Regions from separate parts of the Homo sapiens genome. Here region 2 is linked to region 1. A link is a loop called in an ENCODE intact Hi-C map of the cell type or tissue named here. Cell type or tissue: K562. All regions are shown on one strand. Links, peaks and the distances in the headings refer to the core of each region. The heading gives the core; the rest is flanking DNA. Region 1 overlaps LOC105369896 (a long non-coding RNA gene). Region 2 has its middle 200 kb from the start of LINC02404.

Evidence for each region. Hi-C counts contacts between places; a loop is a spot of excess contacts. Peaks named below come from ENCODE experiments on the same cell type or tissue, not always from the same donor. Only the 100,000 strongest peaks of a DNase experiment are listed, where the experiment ranks them.
Region 2: it touches region 1 in a loop (2.1-fold over the local background); 3 of 110 quality-filtered maps call a loop at or near these places.

Annotation. Positions count from the first base shown.
Region 1 is chr12:91,581,902-91,587,292 of GRCh38, reverse strand. All of the region lies in intron 1 of LOC105369896 (a long non-coding RNA gene), which reads left to right. Among named protein-coding and RNA genes, the nearest start is that of LINC02823, 260 kb to the right of the region's middle. In K562, for the core only: no CTCF peak of the experiment used is centred there; no DNase peak of the experiment used is centred there.
Region 2 is chr12:91,676,654-91,682,044 of GRCh38, reverse strand. No RefSeq gene overlaps it. Among named protein-coding and RNA genes, the nearest start is that of LINC02404, 200 kb to the left of the region's middle. In K562, for the core only: no CTCF peak of the experiment used is centred there; a DNase peak (open chromatin) is centred at 2,358; H3K4me3 peaks cover 1,090 bases.

The DNA of each region.
Region 1 (5,391 bases), core at 301-5,300:
TTTGTTTTAGCCTAAAGAAGCAAGAAAGAGATGACAACCTATGAAAGATGTCAGAATGGATTTATGGAGAAAATAATAATCCTACAGGCTGGCATAGAAGGCTTGTTAAGGCACTTTCAGACATAGGTAAGACAACAAGAATATTCCAGTACTAGATTAATTGTAAGTAACGTTATCACTGTGGGACAGCGTAGTGTGTTTGGGAAAACTTAGTCTTTTTTGTAAGTTTTAACTGATGATCTATGTTGAGGGTCGTATCATGAGAGTCCCGTTAAGTTTAGATATATTAATTCAACAAATAATTATTGAACATCCACTAAATGCCAAGTATTGTCTTAAACAGGAATGACTAAGACAGACATGTTTTCCACTGTGAAGCTTAGATTTTATGGGAGAAAGACACAGTAAACACAAATCATTAAAGAATTAAGTAGTTTCAACTGTGTTAAGTTCTTTCAGGAAATTAACGATGATATTTAAATATGAAGGGAAGCCTGATACTCTCTAAGGAGTCAATAAAGACTCATCTGAATAAGTGACATTCAAGCTGAGACTTGAAAGATATGTGGACATTAATTAGATAAAAAGTTTGGACAATGGGTGAAGGGAAGTGGGACACAGGGATTGTTCTAGGCACATTCAAAAGTCCTGAAATAAGCAGAAATAAGCTTGCTTAGCTCAAGGATATGAAAGAAAGTCAATTTGGCTGGTGTGTGGTAGCGACAGGGAAGATGAGGAAGGAATGAAGTTGAGCCAGATTGGGGAAAGTTTATGCAGGGCCTGCGGCCTAGTTAAAGCATTTTGACCTTTAAAAGCAATGGGAAGTCACTGAGTGATTTCTAAAAAGGGTTCTAGACCAGTTTAGGAAAGAGATAAGGGCCAGATAAATAGACACTGCTCTTGTTTGTAAGGGCCAGGGAACCACTTCTTCATTGGTGTTAACTCCCATTTTACGGAAGCTCAACTACAAGAACTCGTAAGGTCTCCTATCTCTCCATGTACTCAGCACCAGGGAATGGAGGCATGGTTGTTAAATGTGAGAAGAAACTCGGCATGCTTGGCCCTTTTCCATCCTTGGAAGTCAGTATGTGCTTTCAGTCACTTTCCCCTCTACTAATCCTTGTGCTGAGACAGCCTCTGCTGCTGAGGGTGAGGATTTGAGAATTGTGGCTTTTGGAAAAAGCGATATCAAGATCCAGCATTTTTAAAAATATATATATGTTGGCTGGGAACATTGAAAAACGAAATGAATAATTTGGGGGGGCAAAATATACATAGCGAGTGATGAAGCATCTGGTGTTGCCAGAGTATATGGCTTAGGGCTTTAAATTTTATATGCGGGCAGGATGTTTTGATGTTGGTGGCTTTTGAAATGTTATATGGATCCACTTTAAACTGCTGCAGCCTGAATGAAGGCTTAAAACTTTGGGTCAAAGGTTTTTTACTTAGGTGAGTGACCTCAGACTATAATAGGTTTGTCACACCCAAGTGGGGTCTTTCTATAGAGGCAGCAACCTGAGTACACACAGACCTCAAGAAAGGCTTTCAGACCACAGCAAAGATACTTGGGCTTGCCAAAAGTGCTCAGGTGGTGAAGGTGCATAAAGGAGGTTCAGTAAAGGTCTGAACACTTTTTAGATTGTGTCAAAGGACTTCAGCCAAGCAGATTTTGGCAAACCGATGATGGTTTTAGCAATTAACAGGCAATTTCAATGTGTGGGCTGGTGTAGAGCACTATTACAGTCACCATAAGGCTTGGCACTGCAGGCTAGAATGAGGTGTGCAGAGACTACTAGCTAGTTTTGACCTGTTTTCTCTTCTTACAGGTTGCATCTAGATCCCATTTCCAGTCTCTCTTGCAGTTAGCTGGGTCCATATGATTGAGTTTTCGCTGATGGAATTTGAGTGGTAATGGTGGTGTACCATTTTCAGCCCTGCCTCATATAAACCTTCCTGGTACCTTCCTCTCTGCTTTAGTCCTCTCCATCAGCTTAGTCAGCTGAACAAGGTGACCTTGAAAGCCACCTGGGGAAGATGGTGGAACTAAGGAGAAAATTCAGAAGTATCAAACATAGTAGATCTTGCTTCCCCCTGAAGAGTAAATGCTTAGGATTTAATTTATCATCTTGCTGGTAGGTTTCTATCAGTTGAGATTAAGTCCATTGGTTATAGATAATGGATCGATTAGACTGACATCCTAATGACACTAGAAACAAGCAGAATGTCCCCTTCCACGCTTTCCTTCACTCAAATAATGTGAAAGAGATTTGCTATTTCTTTAATATATCATTGAGTACTGAATTTCTAATTTTACATAAGAGAAAAGCTATTCTAGGAGCTGGGGACTGTACTGTCTGAAAAAAACTAACTGACTTGAGGCCAGTGCTGTAATAATCTTGGAAGTTTGGACGCCATTACTGTGAGGTAAAAATATTAAACTCACAATAAGATACTGCTACACACCTACAAGTGGATAAAATTAAAAAGACAATTAATAACCAAAACTCTCAGTATTACCATAGGAGTATAAAATTATACATCTATTTGATAGTTTATTGTAAAATTAAATATGTTTCTACCATATTACTCAGGAATTCTACTCCTAAGTATTCATCCAAGAAAAATGAAAATTTACTCACTAGAATCCTTGTACAACACTGCCATATATATATGTATGCAAGTGTGGGTGTGTGTATATATATATATATATATATATATATATATATATATATAGGCTCTATACCAACAGAAAGTATTTAGATCAAAAGTACATTATGTACATATCATAAACTCCAAGAAGCTGGAATCAGCTCAGACATCCATCAACAGGAGAATTAATTTAAAAAAACCATTACACTGTGGTATATTTATGCAGTAGAATATCACTCTGTAATAAAAAGGAATGAACTATCAATACATATAACAACATAAATGAATTTCAAAAAATATGCTGAGTGAAAGAAGACACCTCAGAGTACACACTTTATGATTCTGTGTATACATATTTCTGGATCAGGCAAAATTGATCTTTGGTAAGAGAAATCAGAACAATGGCCCCTTCTTGATGGACAGGAATTTCTTGGCAAGTGGCTCAAGGGAATTTTCTGGAGTGACAGAAACATTCTACTACTTAATGCAAGTGTGGGTGTATATATTTGTCAAAACTGCTTGAATTGTACACTTAACATCTGCACATGACACTATTTGTAAATCACTCCTCAGTGGAAACATAAATAATAAATAATCTCTACATTAAAAAATGAGGCATAAAATTCTGATATATGAAAGAACCATATCCATGCCACCCTAGGCTTGAACTTCTAAAGGAGCCTGAAATCTACCCAGGCATCGAGAACATCTCCAACCACAACCATGAATAGTAGGTCATACAGAGATGAATTTTTGACTCTTTTCTGTGAACTTTTAATTCATGTGGAATTTGATTTTGATTTTAATTCTATTGAAATTGAAATTTTATTGAATCTTCAGCCTCTCTCTGGTAATTTTATAATGTCAGGGAGCTTATATTCACATTTTGATTATCTATTGGGGTTAAATTTTTTACTAGATAATCTTTATTTTTTTTTTATCATATGGGTATCCTAACGTGGTTCTTTAATTTTACTGGAGAATCCCCAACATGCTAGGTTGCACAACATGGCTGAACATAATTTGGGATGGACAAAGGAATACAGAGCAAAATTTTTGCTGTTGGTACAGAGGCTACAGATCAAATTGACACTACCTGCTGGGGTCCCAGGAGGATACTCAAAATGGAGAGACTTGACATGGTCCCCAACTGTGGTAAGTGGGCAGGGAATTGCGAGGGCCATTTAGCTGACTCATTTGCTCCCCATATAAAGCTGAGTCCTCCTTCTTAACTGTAGCAATATAAAAGTTATTTTATTCTCTATCTGCAGACTTGTCTTACATCTCAATTAAGAATTTGGGTAAGATGGAGAGGTAGCTGTGTCTTTAGAGCTGATATTTAAAATCAATAACATTTCAATTATCCACAGAGAGCATGCACAAATAAATACAAAGAGGACTGAGAAAGAATTCTTAAGGTATATTATTTATAAAGGATCTGAAAGAATAAGAAGAGTCAGTGAATTAAATAGAGAATGAGTGACTGAGAGGTAGGAGAAGCTACAGAAAGAGAGAGACAGCCAATGAGAAGCTTTAAGAAGATCCAGTCAGTCAGATTCAGTGATACACAGCTCTAAGAGAAGGACAAATCAGAAAGGCAATTTTGCATTCCAATATCCATTCAATTGCAAAATACATGACAGTCTCCAAAAAGCCTTGCAATACACTGTCATTGTTCATTGCTGGCGTGTAATCATTATTGAAATGAACATGAGTTCCTGAAGGGACGAGATTGTGTACTGTTCATTTTGCGTGCCTAGCCCCCATTGGCAATGAGCAATGTATTTGTGCAATAAATGGTCTTATATTCCCTCTCCTCAATCTTGAGTAGATATTTTTATTGTGTTTGTTTTACAGGTAAAGAAGTAAAATACTTGGCCAGAATCACCAATTTCAGTTAGTGACTGAGCCAGACTCCTGATAATTGATACCGCGCTGTTTAATAGCAGTAAAACATTCAAATCTCACCTCTCTCACTTCCTTTACATCTTTGTTCAAATGTTAATTTCTCAATCAGGCGAACCCTGAAGATTTCATTTAAAATAACACTTCCTTCTCCAACCATTCACCCTATTCTACGGCTCTTCACCACAATTCTTTCTTTTCTTTTCTTTTCTTTTTTTTTTTATTATACTTTAAGTTCTGGGATACATGTGTAGAATGTGCAGTTTTGTTACATATGTTATACAATTTCGAATATGTTATACAATTTCGAATATGTTATACAATTAACTTATTTGTTGTATTTCTAACTTACCATTGATCCAGGATGGAAGCTAGAGTAGAAATATTTTTGTCAGCTTTCTTTCTTTTCTTTTTTCTTTTTTCTTTTTTTTTTTTTTTTGAGACAGAGTCTAGCTCTGTCACCCAGGCTGGAGTGCAGTGGCCAGTCTCGGCTCACTGCAACCTCCACCTCCCGAGTTCAAGCGATTCTCCTGCCTCAGCCTCAGCCTCCTGAGTAACTGGGATTACAGGCACTCACCACCACCCCCAGTTAATTTTTGTATTTTTAGTAGAGACGGGGTTTCGCCATGTTGGCCAGACGGGTCTTGAACTCTTGACCTCAGGTGATCTGTCTGCCTCGGCCTCCCAAAGTGCCTGTATTATAGGAGTGAGCCACTGCGCTCGGCCGTTTTTGTCAGCTTTCTTCACAGATATAGTCCAGATGTTTTCAAGAGTGACTGGCATTAACTAGATATTTAAAAATTATATTTGTTGAATTAATTAAAAGGTACAGCTTTT
Region 2 (5,391 bases), core at 300-5,299, 95 kb before region 1:
CTTTTGAATGTTTTATTCTTCAATGTCTCACTCTCAAAAGGCAGGGCGGGGCGGGGCGGGGCGGGGTGGGGTGGGGTGGGGCGGGGTGGGGCGGGGCGGAGGGGGTGCGAAATAAAAGGGGAAAAAGATGCTGACCCTTTAAATTCCCTGGGGAATATGTCAACCGAAGTAGGAGGGGCCTACAGCAAAGGTAAGAGATGCAACAATGACCACTACCTCTCTATCTGCACCTCTGTGATCAGAAGCAATGATCAGCAATCAGAGCAGAAATCCCTGATATTTGGAAGACTGAGTCCACTTTTCCTACCTTGGCCTCCTCAAGCTGTGTGCAAGCCGCTCCTAGAGCAAATGCACAGCTGTCTGCCATTGGCTGAAGAGTGGGGAATGGGTAGCTGCTCCTTTGCCAAGAGCTAAAATAGACCAAAATTAACTGCAATTTACCATCCAGGCCTTCCCCGCTGGAAGCTGCAAATGTACAATAGACTTCAGAGTTCCAAAACAGTTACATTAGACAGATCCTGCAAATGCAGTTGCTGGATAGGTGGGAAGACAGATGTTTGGTGTTTCCTACTCTGTCATCTCAGATTCCCTGTATTTCTTCTCTTCCTTCAAGATCTTTTATGCATTGCTTTAGTTAATATATTACACTATAATTGTTTGCTTATGTATTTGCACCTGGAACAGAACCAAGAGACCCAATTGCCATCCTCTACTTTGTTCTTAGTAAAAGAACTATAATTTTATTTTGAATAGCTTTCTATCCAGCTAAAAACCTGTATTCCCTCTGACCCTCTTGCTGCTAGGCTACCCACTCGACACAGTTCTAATCAATGAGAACAACTAGAATATTGCTGGTGGTTTTAAGATAAATTTTGGCTTCCTAATATAGGCATAGCCTCCTTCTTCATAACTGGAATTTTGATGAGAGGCTAGACACAGAGCATGCATTTTGGAGCCATGTGGTAACCATGAAAATAAAAGCCATGTATGAAGGATGACGAAACAAGATAAAAAGGAAGCTATAGTGACATTATGAAACTCTGTACCATGCCTGGGTATGTATTACAGATTTTTTAAATACAATAAAATATCAACCTGTTTGATGAAGCCAGTGTTTCTATTTTCTTTTAACATCACAAAATACATAAAAAATTGAAATATTTAATACTTGCATGGAAAGGGAAATTCATGGGCAAAGTCGAATATTCAAAATACTCTTCTCTCAGAGGAATGGAGGTTCATTATCTTGTCGCACCTGTAACACATTGGCAAAACAAGAATGCAATTATATAGCACACCTGTTTGGAATCTTGGCTAAGATTGCCTTTTCAGGCAGCTGAACATAATTTCTTACTAATAGAGTTTCTCTAGCCAGACAATGAGATTATTGAGAGCAAAACTACGCATTATTTATCTTGTTTCTTGCTCACCTAGTATGGCGCTGGAAACTTGGTAGTTATTCAATAAATATTTGTTGAATACATGCAAAGAAAAAAACAACTCAGTGTCCCAGACTAGTTTTCTCACATTTCTGGATCATGCTTTTTTCTGACTCAAAGTTTTTACTCAATTTTCCTTCTGCCTGGAAAAACTTTTTGACTCCTTTCCACATAACCAAATTCTACCTATTCTTTAAAATTCTTCTTAAATTTCACCTCTTCCATGAAATTCCTCACCAATTTATTCTCTTCTCTGTACTCCTCTAACTCTTGTTGAAAGAAAGTTTCGGGGCCGGGCGCGGAAGCTCATGCCTGTAATCCCAGCACTTTGTAAGACGAAGGCGGGCGGTTCACGAGGTCAGGAGCTGGAGACCATCCTGGCTAATCTGGTGAAACCCCATCTCTACTAAAAATACAAAAACTTAGCCAGGTGTGGTAGCACGTGCCTGTAGTCCCAGCTACTCGGGAGGCTGAGGCAGAAGAATCGCAGGCTGAGGCAGAAGAATCGCTTGAATCCGGGAGGCGGAGCTTGCAGTGAGCCGAGATCACGCCACTGCAGTCCAGCCTGGGCAATAAAGGGAGACTCCATCTCAAAAAAAAAAAAAAAGAAAAGAAAGAAAGTTCACTGTTGGATCATCTCATATGGGTATTTTTCAACTAATTGACCAGCTTTTCCATGTTGCCATATAGTAATCGTATTTTTTAATAACAAAATGTTGTACTTTGGCTATTCTTTTCCTAATAACATGTTTTATATTATGAAAATATAAACAACTGATGTTACAAATAAATAAGTTAAATAAAACTAAACAATTTAAAAACTATATTTTGAATGTTCACTTTAAAAAAAATTCCGCCTGAGATGGATCAGCCATAGCTTCTTAAAATATGAATCTAGTGAAGTTTAGCTGAACACACCAAATTGGTCAGAATCCTGTAGTCCCAGCTACTCGGGAGGCTGAGGCAGGAGAATGGCGGGAACCGAAGAGGCGGAGCTTGCAGTGAGCCGAGATGGCGCCACTGCACTCCAGCCTGGGCGACAGAGCGAGACTCCATCTCAAAAAAACAAAAACAAACAAACAAAAAAATTGGTCAGAATCTCCCCCGAAGTAAAAACTGAGTTTTCAGAGCTCCAAAGCTCTTAGAACTGCACTTAAAGAGACTATCATCTGTCCAAAATTTTCACTGAAGATTTGATTTGCAAGTAGGCTTATCAAGGTCTTTGGATGGTAAACCAGGATCAGGACACTTTCCACAAGGTTTTTGTTTTCATGAACAATTATCTGCTGTCTGATTCATCAATCTTAAATATTGTGGAGAGAAGTTCACATTTCTGGAGATAGTTAGATGTCTCTGGATCAGTGCTTAGAATATCCCCTTCAGCTCTAATTTCTTTCCATTGGAATGCCTCTTGACACAGCCAAATTATTATTTACTTACTCTGAAACTTCTTCCTTTGATTTCTTACTTTTCCTGTCCTTCAGCATTTTGCCAAAATTTTTGCTTGGGTTTGTTTGATTGTACATACACACCATCAGAATTTATTGCAATTTGTGACCACGCACAGTGGCTCATGCCTGTAATCCCAGCGGTTTGGGAGGCTGAGGTGGGCAGATCACTTGAGGCCAGGAGTTCGAAACCAGCCTGGGCAACATGGCAAAATTTCATCTCTACTAAAAATACAAAAAATTTAGCTGGGTGTGGTGGTGCGATTTGTAGCCCTATAGTTAGTAAATTGGACACTGATTAAACAGCCTGATATATCACCTTTATACTGCTTTCTTTGAGTTGGCTTTGGAAAATTACTCAGGCTTTAGAAAATTTGAGTCTACCACAAGGAACACTGCCATCTAACATAGCAAGTAGCTTTTTATGTCTAAATGATCCTAGAATGTTTTTGAGTTTGATGTATGTAATGTTTCTAGAATTTACAGCCTTAATATTAAGGCTTTTATTCTCAGATGTAATATGTAGGTAATCTCTTTAAAATTTCTAGTGATAAATATAGTTGAATTGGTGGAGATGGCAAAGAAGAGGCAAATATTGAAAAATGTATACTTGGATTAGAGCCAAAAGCCTCCACTTTGCCTCTTAAAATTTGTGTGGCATTAGGCAATAAATAAGTCACCTTGAGCCTTAATCTTCTGTAAAATGAAGATGATTCTAAACCTACCTATTACACATGGATATCATAAAAATCATATACCATATTCAAAGTGCTTTGTAAATGAAACTATTATTTAAAAAATCTAGCTATATTTACTGGTTATCTAATATCTACACACGAACCCCTCATTTGGTTAATTTATCTCTTGAATATTTCTGTTTTTTTAATCCCCAATTTGCTTCCGGAATGGAATATTTTAGTTCTAGTCTCTCTATTCAATGAAGACAGAAATGTCAACCTTCCTTCTTTAATTTTAAAGCTGAAATAATGGATGAAACATTTATCTTTACCTTCAAGTTTTTATATCATTAATTATATGGGTTGATAGATATTCTAAATATATTGGACATTTAAACACTGATGGCTTATAAATGCATTTCATTTGCGGTTGTGTGGCTTGCCTACCCTTTTGGTGTTCATACTAGATAGGCTTCAATTTTAAAGAAGCAGTTCCATTAAAGTATCTTCAAAACTGAGAAGTCACTTATCATTGACTGGAGAGATTCTATTTCTCCGTAAAATTGGTTGATTCAGTGGGTTTATTTTGAAAGGCTGGTTCACAGTATCATTGAAGTCCTTTAAAAGGAAGTTCATAGGGCCTGTTTACCAGGTAATATTGTCACATGCATTCAACTTGCAACTGTTTTTGAATTCAGAGCCATAAGGCTCTCTGCAGGTATGGCTTTCAGTTGGTTGTAAAATGCTTAAACAGATGGGACATTGTTACTAACATGGATAATATATTTTCATTGTATTAGGGTTGAAAGTGATTTTCCAAATGGCTTAGACAAATGTTTGTGGAATCTGTCCAGTTAATCTACCAAAAATGCAGCCTGGCTTTCAGAAGCAATTTCACTTTTATTAAATGTTTTTGATTAAATATTTAATTCTTGGGAATTACTTACCACATTGTTGAAGAATCTTTGTTAGTTTCTTTTTGGAATCATTATTATTGCATTATTTAACATAATATTGACCTTCACAAACCCATTTAAAATTAAATAGCCATATGTTTTATTGTATATTAGGTGATTCATTAAAAAATCTCAGTAAGGTCTTTTTATATTTTCACAGGTCTCATGAAGTGAAGGTCAAAAGATTGTTTAATAATTATTGGATGAGATGCTATGTATTAGTCCATTTTCATACTGCTATAAAGAACTGCCCGAGACTGGGTAATTTATAGAGGAAAAAGGTTTAATTGACTCACAGTTCAGCATGGCCGGGGAGGCCTCAGGAAACTTACAATCATGGCGGAAGGTGAAGGCGAAGCAAGGTACCCTCTTCATAAGGCAGGAGGAAGGAGAAGTGCCCAGTGAAGGGGAAAGAGCCCCTTATAAAACCATCAGATCTCGTGAGAACTCACTCACTATCCCAAGAACATCATGGGGGAAACTGCCCCTATGATTGCACTACTTCCACCTGGTCTCTCCCTTAACATGTGGGGATTATGGGGATTACAATTCAAAATGAGATTTGGGTGGGGATACAAAGTCTAACCATATCATGCTGTAACAGGGGTCCAAAGATCAAATAAATTGCTCACTCTCCAACCTAAGAATTAGCCACAGCATAGTAATGGCATCTATTTATTCAACCAACAAATTGAGTAATTTCAACTTGCTGTAATTAGGGCTATAGAGGAGATATAATGCTTATTGGCTATGTGGACTACATAAGTTACTCATTCTGTCCCTGCCTCAATTTCCCTATTAAGATGGAGGATATTAACAATATACACCTCCAGAGTTGTTTGAAGAGGCAAATGAGATATGACTGCCTGGT